Linked DNA regions of Mus musculus: region 1 is linked to region 2. The links are chromatin loops, found by intact Hi-C in ENCODE. Cell type or tissue: left cerebral cortex. All regions are shown on one strand. Links, peaks and the distances in the headings refer to the core of each region. The heading gives the core; the rest is flanking DNA.

Evidence for each region. Peaks named below come from ENCODE experiments on the same cell type or tissue, not always from the same donor. Only the 100,000 strongest peaks of a DNase experiment are listed, where the experiment ranks them.
Region 1: a loop joins it to region 2, with 6 times the contacts of the local background. A loop is called at or near these places in 3 of 42 quality-filtered maps.

The regions. Positions count from the first base shown.
Region 1 is chr13:18,941,751-18,949,699 of GRCm38, reverse strand. It overlaps Amph (amphiphysin), which reads right to left and starts at 1,349. Exons shown (of 21, transcript NM_175007.2): 1 at 1,199-1,349. The coding sequence starts at 1,267. In left cerebral cortex, for the core only: a CTCF peak has its summit at 1,464; DNase peaks (open chromatin) are centred at 803, 1,383 and 1,821; H3K4me3 peaks cover 1,871 bases; H3K27ac peaks cover 1,858 bases.
Region 2 is chr13:19,007,316-19,009,815 of GRCm38, reverse strand. The region is part of intron 1 of Amph (amphiphysin); the gene reads right to left. Among named protein-coding and RNA genes, the nearest start is that of Amph, 60 kb to the right of the region's middle. In left cerebral cortex, for the core only: no CTCF peak of the experiment used is centred there; a DNase peak (open chromatin) is centred at 1,155; H3K27ac peaks cover 635 bases.

The sequences.
Region 1 (7,949 bases), core at 1-2,500, 60 kb after region 2:
GAGTGAGGAATAAGGACAATCTGATTTCCAGAAGGAGAAGAAAACACCAGACATCCTCATCCCAGGGACAGAAATTAATGCCATACGAAGCAAATACAGCTCAATTTACCACTAGCCCAGGTTCACTTTCAAATACAAGGTTCAAGCTCCAGTACAAACGTCCTTTGCTTGGGACGAACGAAGACTTCATAGGAGGGTCAGATATAGTAATCAGGGACACTAGGAAGCCCAGTGCCTGTAAAATGCAGAGAGAGAGAGAGAGAGAGAGAGAGAGAGAGAGAGAGAGAGAGAGAGAGAGAGAGAGAGAGAGAGAGAGACTGAGACTCGACTATCCAGAGCTGGGCTAGCTATGGATAACATTCCTCCGGAAGAGACATAAATTACAATACCTAATTTACAAACACTGCGACCTCAGCGCCTCTGATAGGAGTAGGTTTTGCTGCTTCTCAAGCAGAGAAATAAGCATTTTGTGCAGAGATGTGCAGAGAACTCTGAGGTCGAGGTTGTTTGTTTTTGACCTTCCAGAGGGCATTGGCTTCAAAAACCAACACGGATACTTAGGGAGAAATGAGCATTCTCTGGAGCTCCAGTTCACCACTGTGCTAAGGTGTTGGTTGTTTATTATACATCCCATTGGTCCATGCACATCTGGGGTGTCTTCTTTGCTTAAGTCGTTCGTTTCGACCGACTTCACTCAAATAGCCACAACACCCCCACCCAAGAAGAGATGCGACAATCTCCCTCCCGGATCTGCGGTCGTGGACGCCTGAGCTGCTTGCGGGAGAGCTTGAGCTCAGGAGGTGCGGGCGCGGAGAGATGGAGGCGCCCAGGGACGTGGACCGCTCCGGGTGCAGCCAGAGAGCAACTGCACCTGCCACCCCTGGTCCCGGGAGGCGTGCCCAGGAGAGTGGCCACCCTGGGCGGGCTCTGGGAGTCTATAGCACTCAGTGCCTGGAGGGTCAGGGGTCTGCGGGTTCCCGGCGAACCCACTGCGGGGCCGAGCCCACGCTGCCTGAATGGATCCTGCCTGGCTGCAATCGTTGAGAGCAGAGACAGGGGAGTCCTCCACCCGGCGCTTGCTCGGGCTCCGCAGCGCGCCGCACCTGAACCCGCGGCCCTGCAGCGCAAGGCCAGCACTGCCATCGGCTCCCGCACCTCCTCGAGTCACCTGCCCCGCATCCCGCTGCCCTCTGCTGACCTTTTCCTGCGCGCGGTTGAGGCGCTTTTGCACGTTTTTGGCGAAGATGCCCGTCTTGATGTCGGCCATGGCTGCTGCGGTCCGCAGAGCTGGAAGAGCAGAGCGCGCAGCGAGCCGGCGGCGGCACCGAGGAGCCCAGGAAGAGAAGGAGGAGGAGCGGGGGGAGGAGCAGCTGAAGCGTGAGGAGCAGAGGAGGCAACGGATGAGGGAGGGGCGCGGCGACAGGACCGGTTTAAAGAGATAGAGCGGATGTGCGGCCACTAGGGGTGACAACGCCACTAGTGAGATGCATGGAAAGAGAAGTCAAAGGCCAAGTGTCCACCGTGATGGAGGAGGTGGTCAAGAAGTGATAAAGATGGAAGACGTTCCTCAATCCCAGGGCCTTGAGGCAGCTAGGGGTGAGAGAGGGCAGGGCTAACAGGACGTTTTCAGGGAGGAAGGTCGGAAGACTCTGATTCTGTCTCCCCAGTTAAAGAACAGGAGGAGGTGGGGAGGAGTCTGTAAGGCTCTAAATCACCAAATGACTGCCCCGTCAAAACACCTTGAGTGGAGAAGGAACGAGTCCATCCACCCTCCAGAGGCTCAAACCTGTGGGGGATGGGGAAGTTAGGAGAGGATGAGGCTGGAAAGTCCCTGCAGGGCAACTTGCCAGAGAGAAAGAGTAAAGAGATCACTGTGAGGCTTGCCAGTGGGAAAGGCCATGTTCAGAAGGGTCAGCTTCTACACACAAGTGCTGCACTTTGCCAGCTCTCAGACACTGTGGCACAACAGTTTTCCCAAGAAATGAGACCAGCAGTCCCTTTGTCGTTCTTTGAGACAAAACTCTATGTGATCTTGCTGACTAAGCCAACTGTCGCAAGCAAGAAAGGTAGAGACAAGACCTGAAGTGAGTATAACAAGTCACAGTTTTATTGTGTTGAGAGTCAACATACAAAGCTCACACTCTAAACTGCTAACTATGGTCTTAAGCCTATCTCTCCATGGTTGCTCATCTGTGCCACCAACCTTAGCTAAAGGACAGGTCCACTCTCTAACAGTAGTCTCTGGTTCAACCGGGGGCCGACTCTCCAGCCACATGACAGATCAAGGTCTGTCTTGATGTGCAAAGCAGAGCCTTGCTCTTGGTTTCTGCTTATATTCCATCCACTGGGCACCATCTAGGCCTGTGCCAGGTTCTCTTGAGTGAGTGATGTCACTGGGTTCTGGTTATCAGGTACAGCCTTGGGTATAGTGGAGTTCTTGACTAAGCTATTTTTCCATGCCTAGAAGATTTTTTTTTCCCTATGCTCATTACAATGGCTGTCCTGAAACTTGCTATGTAAACCAGGCTGGTCTCAAACTCATACAGATCTGCCTTCCTCTGCAGATCTGTGGGATTAAAGGTGGCCCCTTTTGACAGTCTTAACAGAAAGATGTGGTCCTCTGTGCACCTGGCAAAGACAAGGCGGCAAAGGAGCTCCAGAAGCCTTTGACAATGGGCAGAGTCTTCATTCTCAGGTTCATTCAGGGTTCCATGAGTAGAGGAAGAGAGGTGGCATCTGACAATCACAAGTCAGAGGTTGAGCAGGCACCAAAACAGGGGAATATCCTGCTCCCCTTCTAAAGTTACTTGGGTGTTCCCTTCGCCCAAACCAGTCCCTAGTATCACTCTTCTGTGAGCTATTGTTCCAGTGACTTGGGTATGGAATGATGCTGTTGCTACTTGACTGCATAAGATGTGATGTAAGCCCAGTGTGCCAGCTGGAGGGCTCAGCTTTGGCAAGCTAGGCAGACTTCATACTCTGTACAACCCTCTAGAGCCAAGGAGGAAACTCAACTGCCCTGATATTAAAATTAAATAAAAACAAACTAGCAATGGCTATGGAGAGGTCACGTGCAAAGGGAAATGTTTTGAGTGCATTGGAGAGGGAAATACGAATGTCCCAATTATTCAACCACCTTTCTGGCTGAATACACACACACACACACACACACTACCAAGCCCTGCAGAAGAGCTGACCAGTGGATCCCAGTCCAGAATACAGAATGATAAATAAACTCAATTGTTTCATAAACAGTAAGCACCTTGAATACCTAATCTATTTCCATGACTTTTCCTTAGGATTTTATGCCCAATTTGCCTAGTAATTAATTGAGTCCCAGGACACAAGACTCTTGATGCTAAAATTGGGAGGCATTGGGCAAAGCAAGAGGGCTTGCCCCCCACCCCCATTTGGATCATTCCACATAAACAGAAGTTTACCTTATAGAGAAATAAGGAGAACACCCATTTTTGCACTTGGTCAACATTCAAGGACAATGACATCTCAGAAAGCTGGGAATTTTCGTAAGTTCTCTCTAGTGAAGGAAGAGGGATTAAGAACCTCAGCTCTGCCCTGAGGTGCTGACTGTGAGAATACAACCTTAACAATGACAGAAAAGACCAGACTGCACTAGAGTTTAAGTTCATGGTCACTCTTACAGTATTAGTGCCTGCACCCTCTCTGCTATGGCAATGAGCTTACCTCAACTCCCTCTGTAGATAGCAATATTCTCTCATTACAAACAGGAGAGAGTCGTTTCAACTGTGAGCTATATTCTTCCCAAAGCTATCAGTCCTCAACAGAACCACCCTTTATCTTTCTTGCAGTTATCTTCCCATCGAATTCTTGGACCTCAGCGTATATCACCTGAAATAAAAGGTCAAATTATTAATGTTTCTCATTATTTGGGTGTCCAATTCTAGCTCTGTACCTGGAGTCTTGTAATTTCTTGGTAATTTCATCTGAAAGGCATGGTGTGTATGTCATGTCAAACAGTTGTTAGGTGCACACTTATCACTCTGGAATGCTGACCAAGCACTTTAGCTGGTACTTAGGTTTTGTAAATAGTTGTTGAAAATCCCTAGACCAATCATGAGCTCTCTTGCCAGGCATGGTGACAGAGATCAGAGACACTCTTTAAGAATCGTGAGCCTGGGATTCCTGGATTATTTTCCAGTTTCACATTAAAACTTTACCTCTGACTCTGCCTCCTCTGTCACTCCCTCTAGGTTTGATGCTTCTGCCTGTGGTAGAACAGTTCTGGAATGTCATTAGCGGCTTCCCTTACCACAGGAGGTTTCTGTCAGTGGGACCATAGCTTTAATAGATTTCTTGTTGTTCTGTGGTCCCTCTCCTGGAGGACACCACAACTGCAGGTGCTTTGACCTCTGTTGGTACAGGATGGTTAAATATTAGGTGGGATGTGTTTGCCCCATCTAGCTGTGTAGCTTATGTTAATTTCAGTTGAGTTTTGAGTTCATTGTGTATACATTTTGTGGATTGAGAGTTTGTTATTATAAATCTGACTGATAAATTACAAGCCTTTAGAGTTTTGATTTTACTGGGTTACTGGAATTTGTGACAGCTAACCACAGGGGGTAGATGGCTGGGAATGTGAGCAAACTACGCAGTAACAGAACAGCTAGATGGGTGGTCACTGCTTGGGGTTAGCCATGGAGGTGGCGAGGTTACAGGGGCCAGAGAGTAGCCGGTGCTAGTGCGGGATGGTACCTTTTTTAATATTTCCCGCAACACAGATCTGAAAGATAATAATTAAAGTGTTAATTGGTGTCAACCTTTAAAGAGCTTTAGTACAACAAATAAAAATTATTTTCTGTAAAATAAAACAAAACAATACCATCTCTAAACCTGGTAAGAGGTGTATCAATGTTTACAGAGTAGATGAATCTGTTTTACCAAATATTGTAATGCAGGCAAAAGAAATCTTCAAACTACGTGAGAAGGTGCAGCATGGTAGATTTCCCATTATGCTACAGGAACAAAGAAAAGTACGTAGGTCAAGTTCCAGGTCTTCAAGCATTTTATGTTGCATAGTGGTGTCTTTTTCATAATCGTAAGACTTAAATATTCTAATAACATGAGCATCTTGTTGTAGAGGGTGTTGGATGCCCAGAACCACCCGTGAGGCCAGCCCTTTACTCCACAAATGTCCCCAGTGCCTTTCTCAGAACCACAGAACGTCCTATAGCAGGTGCACGGTAATAGCACAAGAGGGTCTCAGAGGTTTCTTGTAATAGTCAAGTGGTGAGACTGTGCTTTTACGCATACAGTCTTCATTCTGACACCACTGGGAATGACCATAGTTTTCTAACTACTTACGTCTTTTCTTCATATAGGTAAACCACTTTATTCTCAACCAGTCAAGGAAAAATGCCACTTACCCAACCAATTATAGCTTACTGTTTATGAAAATTTAACCACAATTCTTTCCAATTTCTGAAGTAAACCTACATATATAATTATTTTATATCAACTTATCCTGTACTGTGAGACTATAAAATAGTTTTCAATATTTCTACAAAGTTTTCAAAAAGGTATCCCTTCAACTCCAGTTCTTCACCCATAGAATACAGAATTCCATACCCAATCTTTATTTCTGGTTCATGTTTCTTCCTTCTAAATTGGGTGATGACTCAAAATGTGGATTATGATAGGTTTTTATAATGGCCAAAATCAGTTCAGAATCATAGTTATCACAACTCTTTTTACATATGTTTAATAACATGGACATTTGACAGCTCCTGATTTATAAAGTTTCATCAATTTTGCCAAGACCCTTAGGGAAAGAAAGGCCTAGATGTGCTTTATCTTCACCTGGCTGTTTGTCAGTACTCAACAGGTGTTATGATTCTGTATTCGTTGTGACTTTATTAGTTACTTCTTATTAATTACACATTTTTGATGTCCCTTCATAGGTAGTTACAATAATATTCTATCTACTCCCTCCGACAAGCATAACAAGAATTTTGATCTCATTCAAGTTATGGTTATCTCTTGTACTTGCTTCCATGTTTGAAGGATGAAGTAAAGTCTAATTTTGTCACAAATATTAAATGAAACTAGAAGTAAATTTAGGATGTTCTGAAAAATATCCTACAAATTCCAATTTTAAGTGATCAAGCACAGACTCATAGTAGTTGTCTTTGAGTTTTACTGCTGTAAACAGACACTACAAACATTCAATTGGGGCTGGTTTACAGGTTCAGAGGTTCAGTCCATTGTCATCAAGGCAGAAACATGGCAGCATCCAGGCAGGAAGAGCTGAGAGTTCTACATCTTCGTCTGAAGCCTGCTAGCAGAATACTGGCTTCCAGACAGCTAGGATGAGGGGCTTAAAGCCTACGCACCACCTTTTAATAGTGCCACTCCCTGGGCTGAGCATATATACAAACCATCACATTTCACTCCCTGGCCCCCATAGGCTTGTTCAAACATGAGTCTATAGGAGCCATACCTAAACATAGCATAATGCTAAATATATTTAGTCCAACTTCAAAGGTCTCCATAGTCTATCTCAACAATGTTAAAAGTTCAAAGTCTCTTCCGAGATTCATCTGATCACTTAACTGTAACCCCCAAAGTAAGACAGGAAACCAGCTGGGCAAACTCCAAACTCTGCATCTCCATGTCCGATTTCAAGGCAGTCTTCAGATCTCCAACTCCTTTTTCATCTTGGTTGACTGCAACAAACTTCTTTCTCCTAGGCTGGTTCCAATCCCTGTTAGCAGCTTTCTTCAGCAGATATCTCACAGCTCTGGCATCTTGAACATCTTGGGGTCTCCAAGAAAACTTTAATGTTACAGCTTCTTGTTTTAATGTCTGGGATCCACATATGATCTTCCTTCAAAGGTCTGGTGTCACTTCTCCAGCTTTGCCTTCTGTGGCACTCTAAACTCAGGTTGATCCACTCCACTGCTGCTGCAGTTCTTGGTGATCATCCCATAGTACTGGCATCTCCAATATTCTGGCGTCTTCAGTTGCAACTAGGCTTCACCAGTAGTAGCCTCTCACAAGCTCTCTTCATGGTGCCAAGCCTCAAATCCTTTGCATGACCCCTTCAGTCCTGGGCCCTCAACTGAGGCTGCATCTTCACCAATGGCCTTTCATGGCGTTTCACAAGGCCATTCTTCAGCTGCTCTTCATGACCCCTTCATGACTTCAAACCAGTATCACCTGGATGACTCTTACACATTACCAATACAGCTGTAGCATGAGGTCCAACCTTGGCTGTCTCTGGAATACAGCTTCTTTGTGTTCTCAGAAAACATTTCCCAGATTTAACTTCAGTGATGCTGGTCTTTTCTTAATCATTGCTAATTTCTTAGCTCCAGCTAAGCAGGATCAATTGTCCCAGTAGTCCCTTCTATTCTTGACTCTAAAGCCAGAGCCACATGGCCAAAGATGCCGAATCCTGCTGCTTGTAGGAGGTGGAATATGGCCCCCTTGTTGTATTACATTATCACTAGCTTTCTGTTTTCCAACTCTTTCACTGCCTAAGCTTGGCTATCCTGAATCTCACTTTGTAGGTTGACTTTGAACTCAGAGATCTCATGCCTGTCTCCTGGGATTAAAGGTGTATAACACCATGCCTGGTCTTACGCTTTTCTTCACCTAGAACTTACTCTGTCCCTGGCTGGCCTTGAGTACAGAGATATGCTTGGGTTTATCTCCTTGGATTAAAAGTGTTGAACCACCATGCCCGGATCTTAAATTAGATGAGGAGGATCTTGACCCAAAGGCCATTAATATGTTGTCTCCTAGAACATAGGATTCAGCATCATTTCACTTCCTGGTGCCCCTTTAATACTTGAACCATATATTTTATATTTTTCCTTTCTAAGCTTGCTATGTGCGTTCAAAATGTTCTTCATGAGACTTAACCAGACTTTTTAAATGGGACTTTGTTAATGCAATTAATATAAATCTCT
Region 2 (2,500 bases), core at 1-2,500:
ACAAGTAATAATTCATTCAATATGTGGGGTAATTATGTGAAAACAAATTCCCAAGCACTTTTAGTTCATGTAAGGTCAACATTTACATTATTATATTCTAAGTGAGAATGTATTTAAATACTTATTAAAATCATTTAGAAATTTAAAAAGTCCACATGTCAACATGAAAAAGACTTTGTGATATTTTGTGCCTTTCAGCTTCTTAGAAGACAGATGGGATGTCTACTCTCTGTGTTCAATGTGGTGAGCCATGACGTATGCACACCGTGGAGAACCATACTGTACCTTGTAGAAGATAAGTGTAGCAGAGCAAGTAACATCCTACTGTCATTATGCTGCCTTCTCAAAGTCTCTTGGGCTCACCTATGAGTTTCTGGACCATATTTTGAGAACTGTAACTCTAAATCAAGTAAGGGGAAATGAAATGACCTTTGGAAACCTAGCAATATGAAAGATATATTATTAGTATCAGTTGCCACCATCGAGCCAGTCTCACTCACCGTGGTGAGATTTCACACAGCACAGCACACACAGAGGTAGGAATGCATACAAGTCTAGACACAGCTTAAGGATGCATCACAATATCTTTCTATTAGAAGGTTGACCCAACAAACATGGCTAGGCACTTTACAATTGTTCCCTCTGACTTACATCCTACCACCATTCTCTCTTCCTAGAGAATGGTACTCTTCAACCGCAAATTGAGTATGGGAACAAGTAGATCACAATCTGTTCCGTAATTCCAACGTTGCATCATAATAGGAGTTCCATGAAATTTATTTCTGTCTGAATGATGGCTACAGTGATTGGTCTGTGCTGTATTGGCTAACATGTAATAATCTGTAGGTACGACTGAATTTTTTAAGTATAATTGTCTTCAGATATAAGAAACTAAAGGACAAATGTCTTAAAATCGAAGAAGCTCCTGGTTAAAACCTCTGCTTACTAATTGTGAGTTGTGACAGATCTCTAGGTGAGAAAGGGATAATCAAAACTGCTAAGAATTTTCACCTGTGGACAAGAAAGGAAGAAATCTGTTTCCAGACCTGCTGGCTCAGCTCCGCTCTCACCACATCTTGTTTGCAAATGACATGGAGGGAAACAGAAGCACAAAGGGTTGAGAGAACAGATGCAATGTGAGATCAGTCCCTCGCTTACAAAGAAACAGTTATGTAAAAGTCTCCATTCTTGGGAATCTTCACAATGCCACGTTGACTTCTGCTGCTCTCATTCTCTTACAGACTCATTGGAGAATTGCTCCAACTCTAAGCACAAAAACACCCATTCTTCTGGGTTTGGAAAAGAATACCAATATTACAAGACTTATCTAGTGTGCTATACCCCCCCTCCCTCTCTCTCTCTCTCTCTCTCTCTCTCTCTCTCTCTCTCTCTCTATTTTTCTCTCTCTCTCTCTCTGTAGATGGCCAGGAAAAAATGTTAAAATATTTGGTACATATGAATAGTAAAGTCTCATTCTCAAAGTCCCATAATGAGATGCTACAAGACTAAAAGTCTCTATATTTCTATAAATGTATGAAATCCTACATGCTGTATCTCTTCCATAGAGGAGTCAAATGTACAAAAACAACAACAGTAACAACAGCAACATCAATAACAAGAGCAACAACATCCCATGGTAAAGCATAAACTTGATCACTTTGTGAGAACTTTTCTCTTAGCTTCATCTACATTTCTATAACATCTACTAATGCTGTGCAATCACAGTAATTAGTTCAGGATGAAGCTGAAGGTGGTAAAGCACTTGTGGTGTATCTACATGAAAATAGTACTTTAAAACTTCAGACTGGAAGATGTTCATACCAAGTAAGTAATGAAGAAAGAAAAGAGAAAATAAAAAACTCAAGTACCGTTGAATGGTATGGCCAGCAAGAAAACTAAGTAGGACAAGTCAAAAGACACTGAGGAAACTGCTGTGTGTGTGTGTGTGTGTGTGTGTGTGTGTGTGTGTGTGTGTGTGCATACTCATGCGTGTGTTGTGTACATGCGAGAATGGGCAATTATCAAAGTATGGTGCAGACACTTTCGGAGACAAAAACCTTTGCATAATTTCACAGCTTCCAAGCTATCTGTGCCCTCTTCTCTGAGGCATATACAGTACAATTTTCCAGAGTTCCTACAATGTATGATGACATCCTGTACGCATCCTGTACCTACTGGCATATGTATCGGCATAAGCTCATATGTGGACTGTCTCTGTTTTGATATCTGACTTGGGAGACAATAATGGATATTGGCCAACATTCTCTGAGAGAATCATTGTTTTGAAGAATGTTATGGGAACTTAAGAGAAAATACTTGAAAACTTTGTACTATTTAGTTTTATATCTACTTCACAAAAGAGTATCTGGGAAGAGGAACTTCTGTTAAGACAATACCTCTGTCAGATTGCCTGTGGGGAAGTCTGTGGGGCATTTTCTTCCTCTTTTCTTGAGTTTCTTTTCTTAATTTATTTGATTTAAATATTTTCATGCTATATTTT